2 separate regions of the Homo sapiens genome follow, and region 1 is linked to region 2. A link is an interaction called in ENCODE POLR2A ChIA-PET data of the cell type or tissue named here. Cell type or tissue: HepG2. All regions are shown on one strand.

Region 1 (8,000 bases), 61 kb before region 2:
AAATACTTCTACATAAAATCTGCCATTTAAACTATTTTAAAATATAAATTCAGTGGCATTAATTACATTCACAGTGTTGTGCAACCATCACAACTATCTATTTCCAAAACTTTTTTTTATCACTCCAAACAGAGACTCTGTACCCATTAAGCAGTAACTACCCATTCCCCTCTCCCTCCAGCCCCTGATAACGGCTAACCTTTCTGTCTCTATTAATTTGACTATTCTAGATATTTCATGTAAGTGAGAATCATACAATATTTGTCCTTTGTGTCTGGCTTATTTCACTTAGCATAATGTCTTCAAGGTTCATACCTATTGTTGCATGTGTCAGAACTTCATTGTTTTTATGACTGAATAATATTCCCTTGTACGTATATATCACATTTTGTTCATCCATTCATCTGTTGGGTTGTTTCTACCTTTTGGCTATTGTGAATAATGCTGCAATGAACACTGGCATACAAGTATCTGTTTGAAGCCCTGTTCTGATTATTTTGTGTATGTATCTAGAGTGTCATTGATTTTTTTTGGGTTTTTTTTTTGAGACAGAGTTTTGCTCTTGTCACCTAGGCTGGAGTGCAATGGAGTGTTCTTGGCTCATTGCAACCTCCGCCTCCCAGGTTCAAGCGATTCTCCTGCCTCAGCCTCCTGAGTAGCTGCAATTACAGGCTTCTGCCACCATGCCTGTCTAATTTTTGTATTTTTAGTAGAGACAGGGTTTCACCATGTTGGCCAGGCTGGTCTCAGACTCCCGATCTTAGGTGATCTGCCAGCCTCGGCCTCCCAAAGTGCTAGGATTACAGGCGCCCACTACCACGCCTGGCTAATTTTGTATTTTCAGTAGAGACGGGGTTTCACCATGTTGGCCAGGCTGGTTTCGAACTTCTGATCTCAAGTGATCCACCTGCCTCGGCCTCCCAAAGTGCTAGGATTACAGGCATGAGCCACTGTGCCTGGCCCAAGTGTCATTGATTTTTGACAGACTTTTTGAATACGCACCGTGGCAATGGGAAGGACCCTTCGGAACAGGGCCCAGTATCTTTGAGTGAGGGAGGGAGACGAGCAGAGAAAGGGGAGGTTTCAGTGTGGCTATAATTAGAATAACAGCTACCTTGTGCCTATTGCAAAACTCTTCACAAAACACTCACCAGAAAGCGTAGCCAGAGGTTCAGAGATCATATTTATTTATTTATTTCCTTCCTTCCTTCCTTCCTTCCTTTCTTCCTTTATTCTTTCTAGGCAAGGAAAGTAGCTCTGAGCTGCTTCAGTCATCATATTCTTATTAATCTACAGCATTTTAGGTACCACAGAATTAGAATTTTGTAGAGCAATTCTGCACTTCTACAGCTAAAGTTCTGGAAAAAGCAAAACTATGGAAACAGAAGAAAGATCAGTGGTTGTTAAGGGCTGGAGTCAAGGGGAGGAACTGACCACAGAGGGGTTCAGGGGAATTTCTGGGAGGTGATGGAACTGATCTATATCTTGATTGCTGTGGCAGTTGTGCCATTGTATGCATTTTTCAAAACTCACAAAACTGTACACTAAAAAGGGTGAATTTTACTATAGGTAAATTATACCTTAATTTTTTCTTTTTAAAAAAAGAATGAATAAATAAATGGGGAGAAAACTAAATAATACTTAATACTCCCAGCTACTCGGGAGGCTGAGGTGGGAGGATTCCTTGAACCCAGGAGGCGGAGGCTACTGTGAGCCAAGATCACATCTCTGCACTTCAGACTGGGTGACAAAGTGAGACCCTGTCTCAAACAACAGCAACAACAACAACAACAACAAAAACTAAATAAGAACCTAGGCCAGGCGCAGTGGCTCACGCCTGTAATCCCAGCACTTTGGGAGGTCGACGCAGGCGGATCATTGAGGTCAAGAGATTGAGACCATCCTGGCCAACATGGTGAAACCCTGTCTCTACTAAAAATAAAAAAATTAGCTGGGCATGGTGGTGCACACCTGCAGTCCCAGCTACTTGGGAGGCTGAGGCAGAACTGCTTGAACCCGGGAGGCAGAGGTTGCAGCGAGCCGAGATCGTGCCACTGCACTCCAGCCTGGTGACAAAGCGAGACTCCATCTCAAAAAAATAAAATAAAATAAAATAAAATAAAATAAATAAGACCCTAGGCTCTCATGTGTTTGCGTATCTTGAGAACTTTGCAAGTGACACTAACTCTAATTATTTAGCATTAGAGCATAAACTTCTATTTTTTCATTCATTCATTATAAAATGAAAGCCCCTGAATCCACTATTCACAAAAACCAGAACATTGCTAAAAATTAAATCTACCTATGGGTTTCTCTCCCACAGGTAGATTTAATAGGAGGATCCCTGCATCCTCCCCCAGGTAATTTTGTGTGTGTGTGTGTGTGTGTGTGTGTGTGTGTGTGTGTGTGTGTGGTGTGTTCCAGGCTGGAGGGCAGGGCAGTGGTGTTAATATGGTTCACTGCAGCCTTGACCTCCTGGGCTCAAGCAATCCTCCTGCCACAGCCTCCCAAGTAGCTGGGACCACAGATGCATGACCAGCCTTTTTTTTTTTTTTTTTTTCCTTCCATAGAGACAGGTCCTTCTATGTTGCCCAGGCTGGTCTTGAAGTCCTGGGCTCAACCAAACCTCCCAAATCCTTGGCTTCCCAAAGTGCTGGGATTATAGGCATGAGCCACCATGCCTAGCCCCCCAGGTATTCATTATTCTGAACTTTGTGTTTCTCATTCCCTTGCTCTTTTCTTTCTTTTCTTTTTTGAGATAGGGTCTTGCTATGTTGCCCAGGCTGGTCTTGAACTCCTTGGCTCAAGAGATTCTCTTGCCTCAGCCTCCCAAGTAGCTGGGATTACAGGCCCAGGCTATTGCACCCAACGCCTTGCTCTTTTCTTAGTTTTTTTTCACGTAAAAATTAGGCTGAAGCACATGAATCTGCCATTACTTTTAGATCAAAACAGGTCAAATAACAGCAAATTCATATGGTTCAACCAAATATTATGCTTAGATGCAGTAGTTCTAGTTATTTTTGAATCATATATAAAGGATGTCATTCCATATGTAGTCTTCTGAGATTTGCCTTTTTTCAATCCAATATTATATTACCATGATCCAACCATGTTGCTATTTTTCATTCATTTTCTACTGCTCTATAATTAATTCCTTTGCATGAATATCCCACATTTCTCTATCTCCTGTCAGTAGCATTTCCGTGTTTTCGGTTTGGGGCTACCACAAACAATGTTTCTAGTAACATTCTTGTATACATTCTCTCCTGGTGCATTGCACAAGAGCTTACTGTGGCTGTACCATAGGAATGGACTTGCTAGGTTTTAGAGTACACAGATGTTCAACTGCACAAGATGTGACTGTGAAGTGAGGATGTGACTCATTCTCTGAGCTCCAAATAAGAATACAATGTGCACTTTCCTCAGGAGGGAATGTGGACAAGATGTGGTGGGAGGCGCTGGGATGGAGGGTCTCTGGTGGAAATTGAACACCTATGCCTAATGCATCCCAGTGATATCTTCCTGTTGCATCCATGATCTCTTTTAATCCTCCCAGTTAAAGAGAGGTACTACTATCTCCAGAGATTAGGTTTAGAGAAGGAAAGTGCCTTGCCAAAAGTCAGTTTGTGCCAACTGCCTGAGCAAACAATGTCCCCTCTCTAAGCTTCAGTTTCCTCTTACTGTAAAATGGATATGATAATACCTGACCCACTTCACAGATTAACGGCTTCGGCATGCATGGCTCCTGGAGATGCTCCCTAAAAGTCACTTGTTTGTTTGTTTGTTTTGTTTATTTGAGACAGAGTCTCGCTCTGTCGCCCAGGCTGGAGTGCAATGGCGCGATCTCGGCTCACTGCAACCTCTGCCTGCTGGGTTCAAGCCATTCTCCTGCCTCAGCCTCCCGAGTAGCTGGGATTACAGGCACTTGCTACCATGCTAGGCTAATTTTTTGTATTTTTAGTAGAGACTGGGTTTCACTATGTTGGCCAGGCTGGTCTCAAACTCCCACCTCGCGATCCTCCCGCCTCGGCCTCCCAAAGTGCTGGGATTACAGGCATGAGCCACTGCGCCCGGCCAAGTCACTTGTTTATTAATGCTATTGTTAAGTTATTGAGTTGTTATTAATATTAAGGGGAACAGTAACCCAGAATAGTCTGAGCCTTGCCTTATTGACATTCAATGGTGTTGCCTCTTGCAGAGACCTTTTTTGGATGTAGTGACCATGGCCCATTTTGGCCACCACTTCTGATCCTGGATGTATCTTTCAGAGCTGCATATCCGGTCCCCCTCCTCTACCCTACTCGGGGCCTCAGAGCTGAGGTTCCTGTCTTTACCTGCAGATTTCTCTGAACAAAAGAAAAGGTAAACTGATCAGCGGCCCAGGCTCCCAGTTCTGCCTCAGGGCAAAGGGAGAAATTGGGGCCCAGGGCCTCATTCAGTGGAAAATATTTGTTGAACACCTAGTATGTGCCAGGACCTGTGCTGAGCACCAGGAACACAGGGGAACAAGACCAAACCCTGCAAGGTAGGAGGCTAAAGGAGGAGACAGAAGACAACAAAACGACAGTGTGCTGAGTACAGGGACTGTTCTAACCAACAGAAAAACAGACAGGATCAGGGAAAGCTTCCCAGAAGAGAGCTTCCCTTTGAGTTGGAGCTTTACGGCCGGGCAGAAGTTCCACAGGTGCTCAGAGACTGACAGGACCACCAGCCTGTTGAACAGAAGAGGAGACTGAGCCCCAGCGCCTCTCGACCCCTCCCCGCCACACCTCACCTACCCGGACTAGGCTGAACGGGCCGAGCACTCGAGCGGGGACGCGCAGCTCTGCAGAGCCCCGGGGCGGGGCCTCGGTCCAGGTGCGCGGTAGCGCTTCGCGGAGGCAGGAAGTGTGTCCCTAGCGGCGGCCCGTGCAGCGCTCCCGCGAGACGCTCACCTGCGCCCCAGGTGAGCGGCGAGGGGGCGGGGGAGGGGCTGAGCCGGAGGCGGCTCACCTGGCGGGACAGGTAAGCCCGGCGCGGGCCCAGGGGGGCGCAAGCCAGGGCGGCGCCGGTGTCGGGAGCCCCCCGAAGCTGAGCCCGGACAGGAGAGGGTCCCGGGCCCGGTTCCTCGGGGGCCACCCTCCTACTTCCGGGGTGCGCGGGCCGGGCTGGGGAGCGGCCTGAGCGGGCGCCCGGGCTGGGCGCGCAGAATGGGGTGAGGGGCCGCGTTCGCCCTTAGGGCTGCACTGGCTGGGTGCGGGGGCCGCACTCACCGGGGGGCAGCGTCGGGATGGGACAAACGCTGGTGCTCACCCCGAGGAACAGCGTCGGGACGGGAGGGAGGCTGGGTCCGCCCGCGGGGTAGGGCCCTTGCAGCTGGAGAGGGTAGTGCTCGCCCCGAGGGCAGAGTTGGTGTAGGGGCTGTGGTAGCCCGGGGGACAGTGCCAGGATCTGGTTCTTCCTTGTCCCCAGGACTAGCTGCCCGCGGATATGGGACTCTCGGGCTGCACCTTTGGGGCAGGAGGCCGAGGGTGCACTGAGCCGACGGCTGTTTCTCGAGCAGGACTGGGGTGGTCCTCCCCGGCCGGGTGTCCGAGGCTTGGCACTGGGCTGGGGGCAGAGGCTGGTGCGGCCGGGCCTGTCCTGGGGACCCTCGGAGGAGGGGACGGTACATAGACCCTTGAGTGTGTGTGTGTGTTCGCGGGACTAAGGGGGAAGAGGAAAGCATCAACGAGAAATCCAGGGAGGGCGGGCCGGGACCCTCTGACCCCCGGGAACATCCTTGCGGTGCCTTAGATCGCCTAGTGACCTAGCCCCTCCCATGGGCAAGGCCACTGCGGGAAGCCCCCTGCACTCAATATTTCATTTAAATCTCACGGGATTGGCGGGGCATGAAGATACTAGTCTCTCCTTATTTAAAGATGAGGAAAGTGAGGTTAAGAATCTTGCCTCAAGCCACAATAGGGACAGGGAGTCTCCCCTCACTAAACCAAGTGACCAGGTTCCTAGGATTGGGCGGGGTGGTGGCGGGGCGGTGGCAGCAGGGTCGGGGAGATACAGCCTGGAAGAAACTGCCTGAGTTTGACTTCAGGAGGGTTCAATGGCTGGAGGGAAGTGGGGAACTGAGGCAGGCATTGTCCTTATCCCAGGTCTTCTCTTCTCATCCCACCACCGCTGGAGATGTGTGGCACACACAAAGTACGCAGGCTTCAGAGCCTGGCGGGCCACAGTGCAAATCTTACTCCAGCCCTCTCTTGCTAGGTGTCTCTGGGCCAGTCACTTCACCTTTCTGAGCTTCAGATTCCTGATCTGTGAAATGGAGATATACTACTTATTTTCAGAGCAATTGTGAGAGTCAAATAAGGTGAAAGTCCTCTGGCCCATTCACTGCTGTTTTCTCAGCATTTAGCACAACGCTGGGCACCTCGTTGTATTAATTTAATCAATAATAGAGAGTCCTAAAGCTTTGGAGGTTGGGGAGAAGACAATAGCCAGTCCATCCTCAGGAGCCCCACGTACTTCCGAGCTCAGCATGGTTAACTGTAGATCTGTCCACTCTCCTGAAGGCTTGAGCCTGGAAGACAGGGCTCCCAACATGGGCTCTCTCTGGGCACACGCTGGTCCATGGAGCTGGCAGCTTTGACTGCCTCTTTTCTCCCAAGTAATAGATGGGATGGGGTAGTGGATAAGAGTCTGGGGCCAGGCCAATTGTGTACAGATAGATGTATGGCTTTGGACAACTTATTTAACCTGTCTGTGCTTTAGTATAATAATACAGGTAATAATATTACAAAGAGGGTTGTGAAAATTAATTGGTTATTATGTCTGAAGTACTTAGAACAGTGTAAGCCATCAATAATCAACTCTCACTGGATTGTAAACTCCTGAGGTTGAGGGATTTTGTCTGTTTTATCACTTTATCCATAGAATTTAGAACAGCTAGGCCGGGCGCGGTGGCTCACGCCTGTAATCCCAGTACTTTGAGAGGCCGAGGTGGGTGGATCACGAGGTCAGGAGATCAGACCATCCTGACTAACATGGTGAAACCCCATCTCTACTAAAAATACAAAAAATTAGCCAGGCGTGGCACGCGCCTGTAGTCCCAGCCACTCAGGAGGCTGAGGCAGGAGAATCGCTTGCACCCGGGAGGCAGAGGTTGCAGTGAGCCAAGACCACGCCACTGCACTCCACTCCAGACTGGGCAACAGAGTGAGACTCCATCTCAAAAAAAAAAAAAAAAAAAAGAATTTAGAACAGCTGGCTGGGCGCGGTGGCTTATGCCTGTAATGTCAGCACTTTGGGAGGCTGAGGCAGGTGGATACTTGAGGTCAGGAGTTCGAGACCAGCCTGGCCAACATGGTGAAACCCCATCTCTATTAAAAATACAAAAAAATTAGCTGGGTGTGGTGGCATGCACCTGTAATTCCAGCTACTCAGGAGGCTGAGGCATGAGAATTGCCTCCACCTGGGAGGCAGAGGTTGCAGTGAGCCAAGATCGTGCCATGCACTCCAGCGTTGGTGACAGAGTAAGACTGTCTCAAATAATAATAATAATAATAATAAATCCAGCATGTGGCACACAGTGGGCCCTCAGTAAATATCTGTTAATTGCGTGAATGTGTGAATCCATACCCCACATTTCTCAAACTAAAGCAAAGATTTTTAACCACTTAGCTCAGATTGCAAGGGAATTTAAAATCACCTGTTAGAATTTTATTTGGGATACCGTTGCAGATGGGATTTCACTCTCTCCCTCACCTCCTATCCCCCATCCATACTCTGGTCAACGTAGAGCCTAAGTCTTTTTTTCTTTGTACCCAGTGGCGCTGGTTCTACCCTGAGGCAACCTGAAATCTGTCAGTCCCCTGAGGCACCTAGTGTACCAAACCCTGTTCCAGACCCTGAGGCAGAAAAGAATTACACACAGTCCCTGCACTTCAGGGTCATGGTCCTTGGGGACATAGACTTATCCTCAAACAATCAGTACAAGGCTGACCCAGCTGACAGCCCAGCAGAAGGCC
Region 2 (8,000 bases):
CTAAGGGGGGTTGGAGGTGATCTCTCACTCTCCTGTAGAGGTACAGAGAGATTAAGTAAAGTGCTCGAGGTTACACAGTTAATAAGTGACAGAATCAGGATTTGAGCTTAGATGATCTGTCTTCAGGGCCCATGCTCTTAAACACTATACTTGTGTCTTTAAAAGTCAGGGGTGAGCCAGGTGCAGTGTTTCAAGTCTGTTATCCCAGCTACTGGGGAGGCTGAGGCAGGGGGATGGCTTGAGGCCAGCAGTTCAAGGCTGCAGTGAGCTATGATTGCGCCAATGGACTCTAGCCTAGGCGACAGACTGAGACACTATCGCTAAAAAATATGTGTGTAATAATGAGTTGGGTGGATCACTTGAGGCCAGGAGTTCAAGATCAGCCTGGTCAACATGATGAAACCCCGTCTCTACTAAAAATACAAAAATTAGCTGGGTGTGGTGCTTGCCTGTAGTCCCAGTTACTTAGGATAGGAGGCTGAGGCAGGAGAATGGCCTGAACCCGGCAGGCAGAGGTTGCAGTGAGCCAAGATTGCATCACTGCATGCACTCCAGCCTGGGTGACAAAAAAAAAAAAAAAGTATGTAATAAAATAAAAAATAAATAAAATCCAGATATGATGTGGGTTTAAACCTAGATATAATGGTCCTATCTACAATTTCTCACTCATTAGACTTTTTTATTTTTATTTTTGTATTTTTATTTATTTATTTATTATTTATTTATTTAATTTATTTATTTATTTATTTATTTTGAGACGGAGTCTTGCTCTGTCACCCAGGCTGGAGTGCAGTGGCGCGATCTCGGCTCACTGCAAGCTCCGCCTCCCGGGTTCACACCATTCTCCTGCCTCAGCCTCCCGAGTAGCTGGGACTACAGGTGCCCGCCACCACGCCCAGCTAATTTTTTTGTATTTTTAGTAGAGATGGGGTTTCACCGTGTTAGCCAGGATGGTCTCAATCTCCTGACCTTGTGATCCGCCCACCTCGGCCTCCCAAAGTGCTGGAATTACAGGTGTGAGCCACCGCGCCCGGCTTATTTTTTATTTTTATTATTTTTTGTAGAGACAGGGTCTCACTATGTTGCCCAGGCTGGTCTCCAACTCCTGGCCTCAAGCAATCCTTCTGCCTCGGCCTCTCAAAGCGATGGGATTAGAAGCATGAGCCACCATGCCTGGCCATGTTTTCCAATTTTTAAAATTCATCATATAGCTGTATATTTGCTATCACAAGGTAACTATTGCTTTCTGAAATGAGTTATTTTCACTTTTAATATTTTTACATTTTAAACATTGAGTAAAACAAAATAATATTAATAAATATGTGTAAAGTATAAAGAATAACAGAATGAACTCTATTGTTTCATAGGTCATTATTACCATTAACTTTGAAGTCCCTTTCTAAATCTATCATTTCCCTCCAAAGGTAACAACTACCCTGGATTTTATGTTAATCATTTATTTGCTTTTCTTCCTGATTTTAAAGCTTATTTATTTATGTAGCCCTAAGAATATTTTTTAGTTTGCATTTTTGGAACTTTGCATAAATAAAACAATTCTGTGTTTTCTGACTGGCTTTAACTGAGATTATTAGTACAAAAAGCCAGCTTTTTGCACTTAAAAAGACTGTAGCTATGAATATTTATATATACTGTGAAATAAAAAACAAATCCAGGCTTGGTAAGGAGAGATTTTATTATAATTTTTTTTTTTTTGAGACAGAGTCTCGCTCTGTTGCCCAGGATGGAGTGTGCAGTGGTGTGATCTCAGCTCACTGCAACCTCCGCCTCCTGGGTTCAAGCGATTCTCGTGCCTCAGCTTCCCTGAGGAGCTGAGATTACAGGCGCATACCACCATGAGTGGCTAATTTTTGTATTTTTAGTAGAGACGGGGTTTCACCATGTTGGCCAGGCTGGTCTCGAACTCTGGACCTCAAGTGATCCGCCCACCTCAGCCTCCCAAAGTGCTGGGATTACAGGCATTAGCCACTGCGCCCAGCCATTATAATTTTTTTTTTTTTTGAGACAGATTCTCATTCTGCTGCCCACCGAATGCATGGCACAATCATGGCTCACTGCAGCCTTGCTCTCTTGGGCTCAAGTGATCCTCCGACCTCAACCTCCCGACGTGCTAAGATTACAGGTGTGAGTTACCACACCCTGCCAGGAGAGATTTTATTTGAAAGGATTATTGCAAGGGAAGAAAGGAACTATTGCAATAGAAGGAGGAAGAATATTGCAGCAGGGAGGACCCTCTGACCATAATATCTGCAAGTGACTCAAGGGTTAGGCAAAAAGGGTTCTTCTCTCATACAGAGGAGTAAACAGGGCAGAACTGGGTGGGAGGAAGTGGGATGATCAGGAGTGGCATGATGGGACAGTAGATCAGATAATGCTTTACCTTGAAGCCAGCCTATTCTCAGGAGAGGCTGTTAAGGAGGAGATGTGCGCTGGCTCAAGCTGAGGGTAAGCCAAAGTTCGGGAAGCTGGGGGAAGGAGAGAAGTTTTAACCAAAGTTTGTTCCAACTGATCAGTGGGGACAAGAAGTTCCTCAAAGCTTTCATGAGGAGATTTGGAATATGGAGTCTGTGTCTGGCTTTGTCATTGGTGAACCAGAGGGGCATACACCAGTCTTACCTAACTCACTTGGGGAAGGATGTTTTTTTGCAATATGCTGTGTTCCAGAACACAAAACAGTGGGAAGGCATTTCTTAAGCCTTAGTTTTCCAGGATCACAGGGCTTGGGTAAAAGTCAACATTATCAATAAGTCTTCTGATAAACATGTGCAGTCATTTTTTTTATTGTTTAGACAAGGGTCTTGCCAACTTGGCCAGGCTGGTCTCAAACTTCTAAGCTCAAGGGATCCTCCTACACCAGCTTGCCAAAGTGCTGGGATTACAGGCGTGAACCACTGAGCTTGGCCCTTTATTTTTTGCTTTTGTTTGAGGTCTCTCAATCTACAGGTTCCTCCTATCACCCAGTATAATGTGTAGACTTTGTCTGAATTATGAATCAATGAATCAATAGTAATCAAATAACCCAATTAAAAAACGTACAAAGAGGGCCGGGTGCGGTGGCTTACATCTGTAATCTCAGCACTTTGGGAGGCCAAGGCGGGTGGATCACCTGAGGTCAGGAGTTCGAGACCAGCCTGACCAATATGGTGAAACCCCGTCTCTACTAAAAATACAAAAATTAGCCGGGCGTGGTGGCACGCACCTGTAGTCCCAGCTACTCGGGAGGCTGAGACAGGAGAATTGCTTGAACCCGGGAGGCGGAGGTTGCAGTGAGCCGAGATCGCACCATTGCACTCCAGCCTGGATGACAGAGCGAGGCTCCATCTCAAAAAAAAAAAAAAAAAAAAAAAAAGACAAAAAGGCGGGGACCGTGGCTCACACCTGTAATCCTAACACTTTGGGAGGCTGAGGCCAGTGGATCACTTGAGCCCTGGAGTTCAATACCAGCCTGGGCAATGCAGTGAGACCCCATCTCTACAAATAGTTTAAAAAATTAGCCAGGCATAGTGGGTTGCATCTGTGGTCCCAGCACTCCAGCCTGGGCGACAGAGCGAGACCCCAACTCAAAAATAAATAAAATATTACCTACAAGTGCTGAGTCAAATGATGTGTAGCTTTGCTTTTACTAGATAACGCCAATTGTTTCCCAAAGTGGTTGTATCAACTTACATTTCCACCAACAGTGTATGAGAGCTTCAGTTCCACCATGTTGTCATCGACTCTAAGGTTTTAAAGTTTGCCAACATAGTGGATGCAAAGTGGGTCTCGCTGCATTTCTTTTATTATTGAGTTGTGCATCTTTTCTTTAACGTAAGCCTCTAGTAACTCATAGCACTTTCATTGTAAATTGGACCTGCGTGTTTCCTCTTTTGCGAAGTATCTTCGGCCCATTTTTCTACCGGGTTATCTTTTTCTTACCGATTTGTGGGAGTTCATCAACACATTTTGGAAAAATAAATGGAAGAACGACTAAAGGTTCAGAACTGAGGAAGGTTGAGATTAGGTGTGCAATATCCACAACTAAATACCTCAAAAATGACCCCTCCCGCAGGCTTCTTATTTGGTCCTCATGAGAGCTTTATGAAAGAACTCTATGACCCCATTTTCCAGGTGAGTTTTTCCATCATCGCCGGCTTCCCTCTGTGGGAAAGGAACACAGAAGACTTCGGATCTTCCAGCTCCAGGTTCCACAACCCCAATCCCAAAGGACTAGTTAGAATTTTCACAATCTCGCAACGCAGGGGCTGGAACGTTGCTCGCGGTGTTCTCGCGAGACTTGGTTCTAGCTGATCATGTGACAATCCAAGATGGCGGTGCCCGGCGAGGCGGAGGAGGAGGCGACAGTTTACCTGGTAGTGAGCGGTATCCCCTCCGTGTTGCGCTCGGCCCATTTACGGAGCTATTTTAGCCAGTTCCGAGAAGAGCGCGGCGGTGGCTTCCTCTGTTTCCACTACCGGCATCGGCCTGAGCGGGCCCCTCCGCAGGCCGCTCCTAACTCTGCCCTAATTCCTACCGACCCAGCCGCTGAGGGCCAGCTTCTCTCTCAGACTTCGGCCACCGATGTCCGGCCTCTCTCCACTCGAGACTCTACTCCAATCCAGACCCGCACCTGCTGCTGCGTCATCTCGGTAAGGGGGTTGGCTCAAGCTCAGAGGCTTATTCGCATGTACTCGGGCCGCCGGTGGCTGGATTCTCACGGGACTTGGCTACCGGGTCGCTGTCTCATCCGCAGACTTCGGCTACCTACGGAGGCATCAGGTAAGAGTGAGAAAGTTAATAGACTGGGCCTACGGGCCTGGAACAGAGGCACCTTTTCAGAGGAGTGGTGAGGATAAGTCAGGCCTCTGGTTAGGACTCTATGAGTTTAGTTCATATTCTAGACAGAGCTTCAGGCTCAACTTGCAGGGAGTTAGTCCAATACATGGAGAAAAATAAACCGGAGAGGCTTATTCGGAAGAGCCTTCATTTTGTTAGGTCCCTTTTGAGACCCTTTCTCTATCCAAGGGGTTGATTTTGCACTAACACAGAAAGAAAAAAGGAAATCCAGTCTCTAACCCTTTTACTGTCTTTCTCTCCTGCTCTCTCTGTGCTTCCTACCCAGTCCTTTCAGTAAGATACAAATGAAGAGACAATCTTTTCTCTGGACAGCTCCCACTTTCATGGGAAATCAGTTTGATGGGGAAACAGGACAGTGCAGAGCCCTCCAGTTCACACATTCAACAAATGCTTACATTGCTAGACCTAGTGTGACTAGCTGGGTATGCAGAGAACAGTTGGACATAGTGTGTGCTCAGAATCCACAAAGGAAGACATTTGGAAAAAGGTTATTGCCACAGAGATGTCATTCTAATTGTTAGCATTCACTGAGCACTCTGTATTTAGTAGGCGCTGTTCTAAGCCTTTTGTTTTCTTACCCCTCTCAACAGTCCTATGAGATAGGAGCTGTTGTTTCTCCCATTTCATAGGTGAAGAAACTGAGGGAAGCCGAAGTTATGTGACTTGCCTGAGGTTACAGAGTTAGTTAGTGTCAGAGCTACAACAAACCTAGGCATCTGTTCCAGAGCCTATACTGTTTATCACCAAGTGCTGTGAGATGACAGAGAAGGGAGAAACTAACTTCCTAGATGGATCATGAAATGTGGCTTTCCATCTGGGTCTTGAAAAATAAATAGGAGTTAATAGGAGAGAATGGTGTTTCTGGGTTTCAGGGTAAATGGCGTTTGCAAAGACACAGCTTTGAAAGCCCGTGAAAAACTTTCAGGGCATGTTAAATTGTTCATTGTGGGCTGGGTTGCAATGGCTCGTGCCTGTAATCCCAGCACTTTGGGAGGCACAGGTGGGTGGATCTCTTGAGCTCAGGAGTTCCATACCAGCCTGGGCAACATGGTGAAACCCTGTCTCTACCAAAAATACAAATTAGCCGGTTGTGGTGGCGCATGCCTGTAGTCCCAGCTACTTGTGAGGTTGAGGTGGGGGGATCACTTGAGCCCAGGAGGTGGAGGTTGCAATGAGTCAAGATCGCGCCACTGTACTCCAGCCTGGGTGACAGAACGAGACCCCATCTCAAAAAAAAAAAAAGAAGAAAAAAAAGAAATTAGGAGAAAAATTGTTTGGTGTGGCTGGAACACATCGTATGAAGACATGCAGGAGGTGGGAGTTGGTGACAGCCGAGAATCAAAAGGTCATCAGGTGGGTAGATATCACTTGAGGCCAGGACCAGCCTGGACAACATGGCGTAACCCTGTCTGTACTAGAAATACAAAAATCAGCCAGGCATGGTGGCACATGCCTGTAATCCCAGCTACTTGGGAAGCTGAAGTATGAGAATCACTTGAACCCGGGAGGCGGAGGTTGCGGTGAGCTGAGATTGCACCACTGCATACGCCAGTCTGGGTGACAGAGTGAGAATCTGTCTCAAAAAAAAGAAAAAAAAAGTTCATCAGGAGCCAGAGCTGGAAGAAACTTGTATGCCCAGCCAAGGTGATGAGAAGTGACATGAAACTACTAGGTAGTTCTGTAGTTCCGCTTGGGGAGAGATGAAAAGACCTGGAGAAGTTTGAGAGGGAGGAACAGCATGAGGCTAATGGATTTATTTTATTATTTATTTATTTATTTTTGAGACAGGGTACTCTGTCGCCCGAGATGAAGTGCAGTGGTGCAATCTTGGCTCACTACAGCCTCACCTCCCAGGCTCAAGCAATCCTCCTGCTTCAGCCTCCCAAGGAGCTGGGATCACAGGGTGCACCACCACTCCCAGCTAATTTTTTTATATTTTGTAGAGATAAGGGTCTCACCATTTTGCCCAGGCTGGTCTTGAACTCCTGAGCTCAAGCAATCCTCCTGCCTCAGCCTCCCAAAGTGCTGGGATCACAAGCGTGAGCCACTGTGTCGGCCTAGATTTTTACTAGGGATTTACTAGATGTTTACTAGGGAAAGGCTAACAGATTTAAACATTGGCCAATTTCTGGCTCAAGTGTTGCTGGAGGCTTCTGGGTTTCAAGATCTATTCTCCCTCCTTTCCAAGGTCTGGGCTCCTTTCCCTTCAAGACCCGGAAGGAACTGCAGAGTTGGAAGGCAGAGAATGAAGCCTTCACCCTGGCTGACCTGAAGCAACTGCCGGAGCTGAACCCACCAGTGCTGATGCCCAGAGGGAATGTGGGGACTCCCCTGCGGGTCTTTTTGGAGTTGATCCGGGCCTGCCGCCTACCCCCTCGGATCATCACCCAGCTGCAGCTCCAGTTCCCCAAGACAGGTTCCTCCCGGCGCTACGGCAATGTGCCTTTTGAGTATGAGGACTCAGAGACTGTGGAGCAGGAAGAGCTTGTGTATACAGCAGAGGGTGAAGAAATACCCCAAGGAACCTACCTGGCAGATATACCAGCCAGCCCCTGTGGAGAGCCTGAGGAAGAAGTGGGGAAGGAAGAGGAAGAAGAGTCTCACTCAGATGAGGTGAGTACAGTGTGCTACCCTGTCCTTGCTGGCAGCTGAAAGAGGCCGAAGGCATTAATAATACCACTCTTCAATTGTCTATTACAAGGGTTCTTAACCTGGGGTCCTCAGGAGGGTTCCAAGGAGTCCAAGAAGGAATGTAAAACTATATTTGCATGTGTGTTTCTGTATTTCTGTAGGGAGATGGTCCAGAGCTTTTACCAGAAGATTCGTAAGTGGGTCTTATTTTTCATTCCCTTGGAAGGGATATATAAGGATGGTTCCTTTTTTTTTTTTTTTGAGACGGAGTCTTGCTCTGTTGTCCAGGCTGGAGTGCAGTGGCACGATCTCGGCTCACTGCAAGCTCTGCCTCCTGGGTTCACGCCATTCTCCTGCCTCAGCCTCCCAAGTAGCTGGGACTACAGGCGGCCACCACCATACCCGGCTAATTTTTTGTATTTTTAGTAGAGACGGGGTTTCACTGTGTTAGCCAGGATGGTCTCAATCTCCTGACCTCGTGACCCGCCTGCCTCAGTCTCCCAAAGTGCTGGGATTAT

Evidence for each region. ChIA-PET counts read pairs that join two places held together with the same protein. Peaks named below come from ENCODE experiments on the same cell type or tissue, not always from the same donor. Only the 100,000 strongest peaks of a DNase experiment are listed, where the experiment ranks them.
Region 1: POLR2A ChIA-PET joins it to region 2 with 12 read pairs; 11 of 35 experiments call an interaction of 5 or more read pairs at or near these places.

What each region holds. Positions count from the first base shown.
Region 1 is chr1:26,957,354-26,965,353 of GRCh38, reverse strand. KDF1 (keratinocyte differentiation factor 1) reads left to right here and starts at 4,886. Exons shown (of 4, transcript NM_152365.3): 1 at 4,886-5,004. RefSeq lists a silencer at 3,602-3,896 and an enhancer at 4,766-5,448. In HepG2, a CTCF peak has its summit at 4,893; a DNase peak (open chromatin) is centred at 3,303; H3K4me3 peaks cover 2,409 bases.
Region 2 is chr1:26,896,765-26,904,764 of GRCh38, reverse strand. GPATCH3 (G-patch domain containing 3) reads left to right here and starts at 4,298. Exons shown (of 7, transcript NM_022078.3): 1 at 4,298-4,773; 2 at 7,040-7,464. The coding sequence starts at 4,323. It also overlaps a transcript of NUDC not described here. RefSeq lists an enhancer at 4,234-4,353. In HepG2, no CTCF peak of the experiment used is centred here; DNase peaks (open chromatin) are centred at 334, 4,284 and 4,644; H3K4me3 peaks cover 2,312 bases.